2 separate regions of the Mus musculus genome follow, and region 2 is linked to region 1. Evidence: chromatin loops called from intact Hi-C (ENCODE). Cell type or tissue: left cerebral cortex. All regions are shown on one strand. Links, peaks and the distances in the headings refer to the core of each region. The heading gives the core; the rest is flanking DNA.

Region 1 (2,825 bases), core at 296-2,795:
GTTGTTGTTGTTTTAAGAATGGCTGGAGGTACCACTATTTATGATTTTAACTTTTACTAGAGTGTACTAGAGTAATAAAAACCACATCATATGGGCATTAAAATGGAAACATTATTCAATGGAATTGAGATGAAGTCCCAAATATAAATGCATATACCTGTGGATACCAGATTGTTTTATAATGAAGGCAGAAACACACTCTGAACAGAAAGCAGCATCTTTAACATCAACAAACAAATAAAATAATTTGCATATTAAAAAGAAATTTAAGCAAACAAAAAATTGTAAAAGTTTAGCTCGATCATTTGGTTGCTGTTTTTAAATATTCGTTACATTTTAATTCCTTCTTTATTATTTTATATGCAAAGGGGGCATGATTAAACATCTTTCTGTATCTGTGGAGGTCAAAGCACAAATTGAAGGAGTGCTTTTTTCCCTTCCACTATGTACATCTTAGGGATTGAATTTAGGTTGTCAGGTTTAGCTAAAATGCTTTTACCCATTTCGTCATATTTCTGAACATATATTTAAGCTTATTTTAGGATTTCCATGACAGCTGAAAAATACGACCTCCCCAGGTTTTATGAGTTTCCTTTTTCTGCCCAAATTTACTCCAGAAGTTGTTAATGGTTGCTTTCTTGATCTGTGTTATTCTGACTGGAGTAAGATGAATTCTCAAAGTTTTCTTTTGCATATTTTATGTTTATTATTTGTATTTCTTCACTTGAATGTTATTGGCAGAGATCAACTGTCTACCCATTTGATTTTTTAAAAAATCATTTGGTGTTCCTTTTTTTTAACCTCTTTATCAGTATTAGTTTGATGTCAGATTAACAGCTTATAATAAATATTTCCACTATTTCTTCTTTCAGTTTATATTTTACTGTGCAGAAGCTTTTTAGTTTGTTTAATTTTCATACATCAATTCTGTCATTTCTGAAATTGTTGGAGATTTTTGTTGTTGTGTTTTTATTTTTGGTTTTTAAGACAGGACTTTCCTAAGACAACAATATCTTGAGTTGTTTCCCCTGTATTTTCCTTTAATGGCTTCAAATTAAGTAATCTTATGTTAACATTGTCTAATTGTGAGTTGATTTTTGTACACATTGTGAAATATGTATCTAGTTTTAGTTGTTTTATGTGACTGTCTTTTATTCACAGAACAGTTTGTTAAAGAAATTCTGTTTTGTCCAATAGACACTTTTTATGATTTCCAAGAGTCATATATCTATAGCTCCATTATTTCATTAGTCTAGTCCATCCCATTGGGCAACTTTTGTTCTTATATTGACATTCTGTTTTTGTATTTCTAGTTCTAAATTATTTTTTTAAGTTAGTTATTGTGCTACTATCAGCTTTGTATTATCTCCTAGAGTTGCTTTTGCTGTTAGGGGAAGTTTATGAATTCCTCTACATTTTAGCATTGCTCTTTTCCTTTTCTATTCATATATATATATATATATATATATATATATATATATATATATATATATATATATGTGTGTGTGTGTGTGTGTGTGTGTGTGTTTATACATATATGTGTATATATATGTATATATATATATATATAATATTTTAATCTTCCCCACCAGCCATACTCAGATGTCCCCTGAGCATGTTACCTTCCCAACCTCATGTCTTCTTTTATTTAGAACTCACAAATTCCAACTAATGCTACCCATATGCACATTAACAATCTATGAGAGGTCACACGCTGAAAAAAATTGACTTTCCTTTCCGAGTATCACTAAACAATCTTTTCTAACTAGCTCTTAAAATCTTTTTGTCCCCTGTTCCATGATATTTATGTGAGACTTGTGGGAAAAGGGTATGAAATGGATTATTGCATGTAGTACTCAGCACTCCACCATCCCTTGTTTTCCACACTTTAGTAAGTTGTGAGTGTCTGTATTTGCTGAAAATCACAGTGAAAAAATATTCTGTGATAATGTCTGAGAGCAGCACTAATGTTCACAGGGAGCTGCTGTAGCAGTGGAGGTATGCATCGGAGTTTGAGCCTTCAGTAACCCCTTACCTATCTCTGGGAGCATTTTCCTTGGAAATTTGATACTGTCGATTGTTTAGGGTAGGAAAGTCATTTTACAGCATTTATAATGGTAACTCAGGAAAACACTGTGGGAGCATCTTTTGATTTTTCTAATGGTTTCTTCAGCCTGTGGTTTCATAGTTTTCATTCAAGAAAAATTTTTTTTTTTTTTTTTTTTGGTTTGCTTTGTTCCGTTTCTTCTAGAATGCTTTATTTAATATTATTGGGGCCTATGTGAAATAGGTTGTTCAGCTGAGTTCTTTCTCAATGAGTTCATTGTTGATGCTTAGAAGAGATACTGGCTATTAGTCCTCTATCAGATTATGATTGGTAAAAATCCTTTCGCAATCTGTTGGTGGCCCTTTTGTCTTATTGACAGTGTCTTTTGCCTTAAAGAACCTTTGCAATTTTATGAGTTCCCATTTATCAATTCTTCATCATACAGCACAAGCCATTGCTATTCTGTTTAGGAATTTTTTCCCTGTGCCCATAACATCGAGGCTTTTCCCCAATTTGTCCTCTATACATACAAAGAGCTCAAGAAGCTGGACTCCAGAAATTTAAATAACCCCATTAAAATGGGGTACAGAACTATACAAAGAATTCTCAACTGAGGAATACAAAAGGGCTGAGAAGCACCTGAAAAAAATGTTCAACATCCTTAATCATCAGAGAAATGCAAATCAAAACAATCCTGAGATTCCACCTCACACCAGTCAGAATGTCTAAGATCAAAAATTCAGGTGAAAGCAGATGCTGGCAAGGATGTGGAGAAAGA
Region 2 (2,825 bases), core at 303-2,802, 490 kb before region 1:
AATTATGTTAACTGACATGAGAATGTCTGACCACTGTGGGTGGTACTATCCCCTGGGTTTGGGGACTGGATGATATAGAAGGGGAGAGAGCAAGCTGAGAGCAGCATGTATTCATTAAAAATCTTTCTCTTTCTCTCTCTGATTTTGAGTGTAGGTGTGACTACTTGAAGTTTGTCTTGAATTTCCTGCAATGATGGATTACAATATGGCATTTTGAACTAAATCATTTCTCTCCCATGTTATATGTTGCTGAGTGCTTTGTTGGGAGAGATGTATGTTGTTTAAGTGAAGTGGATTCATAGGTTTTAAATGTATACCTACCTCAGCAAATCAGAGACAGAAGGAAAGAATATCATGGTCAGAGATGGCACTGCTGCTAAGGCCAGGGCTCATTCCAATTGCATGATACACAACTTCCATATCCCATTGGGCCTGAGGCACAGTTTTTATTTTGTGTCTGTATAACAGGTTTTAAGTAATGGAGACTTTATGGAATATAAGGGATGCACACATCTATTTCTTTTCTTGCATATAAGTAAAGTATAGATATACTTTCTTACTTGTTTTCATTTTTCTTTAATTGAGGAATAATGGGTTGGTTTTTTGCTGTTTGTTTCTTAGCATGATGTATGCATGGTAAATTTATGGCTCATTGTCAAATTTTAAATAAAGAATTTTTATTAAACAAGTGATAGGGACTAGGGAGATGTGTCAATGTTTTCTAATAAGAGCATTGGCTGCTCTTGTGGAAAATCTAGGTTTGATCCTCAATACACATATGGTAGCTTATAACCATCTGTAACTTCAGTTCCAAGGAATCTGATGTCCTCCCTCTTCAGACTACTTTGTGCACTTCACACACAAGGTGCATAGGCATATGTTTAAGCAAAAAAAAATCATATACATAAACATAAAAATGTATTTTAAAACCTTCATTACATTCAAAGGGATTTGTATTTACACAGGATATTTAAAAAGGGAAATAAAATTATATAGTGAAATTATTGTTGTGAGACAGTGTATACTTCACATTTCAGGGATGCTTCCTTCATGAGCTCTCAAGAATAAAGTTGCCTAAACAAGATCTGCATAATGAAAATATCAGTAAGCCGGGCATGGTGCTGCACGACTTTAATCCCAGCACTTGGAGGCAGAGGCAGGCGGATTTCAGAGTTCGAGGCCAACCTGGTCTACAAAGTGAGTTCCAGGACAGCCAGGGCTACAAAGAAAAAAACCTGTCTCGAAAAACAAAATAAAAACAAAAACAAACAAACAAACAAAACAAAACAAAACAAAAAACAAAATGAAAACATCAATTGACATAGATATGTATACAAGAAAAATTTAATACACACACATATACTTCCTTTTCTATTGATTACTCATAATGTACAACTAATTAAACCAGAACCTCATTGTTTTAGTCAGTTCACTATTTTCTGCCAACATAAACTGTTTCTCTATTTGTTGGAATAGCTCTTACCTATCACTACTAGAGATGATTAAGAAGAGGAAGGGCCAGCCATTGCCTGTAGGAATTGTAGAGTTTGGCAGCAGCTTCAAATAAGAAAAAGAAGGTGAGAAAAATGTGGAATAAGGAAGACAAGATTTTAGAAATGATTCTACAACATCTGATTAAGGTACCATGGAGCACATAATCAAGTATGCATGCATTACTTTACTTTTGACTGTTGGTTTGGAGATTGATTGAGTAATGCTGCATGGTGAAACTGGTGAATACAATGGACTTGTAAGCAAGGACCAATCAGTTAGTGCATCTTACAGTTCAGAGAAGAAATCTGGAAAAGGAACCAATCATAAAACATTGGCAGTGTCCGAAGGTGCTACACAGGCTGCTGGGAGAAGAAAGACCTCAAGGTTCTCACCAAGCCATGGATCCTTAGTATTACTATATTAACCTGTTTGGCAAGGTATTCCCACTATTTTCAGGTTACTACTTCCTAATTACTTCCTAATTGGACTTGAAACTGCCTCTTGAGGAAGAAATATGTACTTGGTATCGTACGCCCAAGTCAAACATCTATGGTTGAGAATGTCACAGGCTCTAGAACATAACTTACTACCAATATTAATCTAAATAGATATGTAACCAAACCACCTTACATATGATCTTATAATGATACATCTCTCCACCTTAGTCAGGGATGATTTCTTATTGCAGTGAGTGATGGTTAAAACAGAGAATTATCATTGGTCAAAATGCTATAAATAAATGACTAGTGAATGATCAGCCCTAAATGAGACATCTATGTCATTTCTTCAAAGAGCCATGGCACATCACAGAAAAGTGGAAGCAAAGATTTTAAGTGGAAGTAAAAGACGACAGGAAGTCCAATGAAATGCTTCATTTTGGATGGCCAATGTAATCATTAGTATGTGGTATATGTATAAAATTGTCAAAATTAAATCAAATATTAAATCAAAATGAGATCATGCATATAAAAATTTTCTTCCACATAGAGCTGTGCCTAAGGTAGATTTGCAGAGCACACTGTTTTTTTTTTTTTTTTCACAGAAATGGAGACTATATAATGGAGAGAAAAAAGTGTAGGTTTTCCTTTCTTTTTACCTTGTCACATAGGTATATCTGTTCTAAGTTTGGAATTTTAGGTTTATTTTTCCTTTTAGGTGAAGATTTTCTTTGTGTCACACAATGGACTGCTGTTTAAGAGGATTTGCAAGTTATATTTTCTGCATTTATTAAAAAGTTCACAAATAGCCAGGAATGGTGGCCCACACCTTTAATCCCAGCACTCGGGAGGCAGATGCAGGCAGATTTCTGAGTCCGAGGCCAGCCCGGTCTA

The links. A loop is a pair of places that touch in the nucleus more often than their neighbours do. Peaks named below come from ENCODE experiments on the same cell type or tissue, not always from the same donor. Only the 100,000 strongest peaks of a DNase experiment are listed, where the experiment ranks them.
Region 2: a loop joins it to region 1, with 11 times the contacts of the local background. A loop is called at or near these places in 15 of 42 quality-filtered maps.

Annotation. Positions count from the first base shown.
Region 1 is chrX:91,421,292-91,424,116 of GRCm38, reverse strand. No RefSeq gene overlaps it. Among named protein-coding and RNA genes, the nearest start is that of Gm5072, 30 kb to the right of the region's middle. In left cerebral cortex, for the core only: no CTCF peak of the experiment used is centred there; no DNase peak of the experiment used is centred there.
Region 2 is chrX:91,911,479-91,914,303 of GRCm38, reverse strand. No RefSeq gene overlaps it. Among named protein-coding and RNA genes, the nearest start is that of Gm5071, 20 kb to the left of the region's middle. In left cerebral cortex, for the core only: no CTCF peak of the experiment used is centred there; no DNase peak of the experiment used is centred there.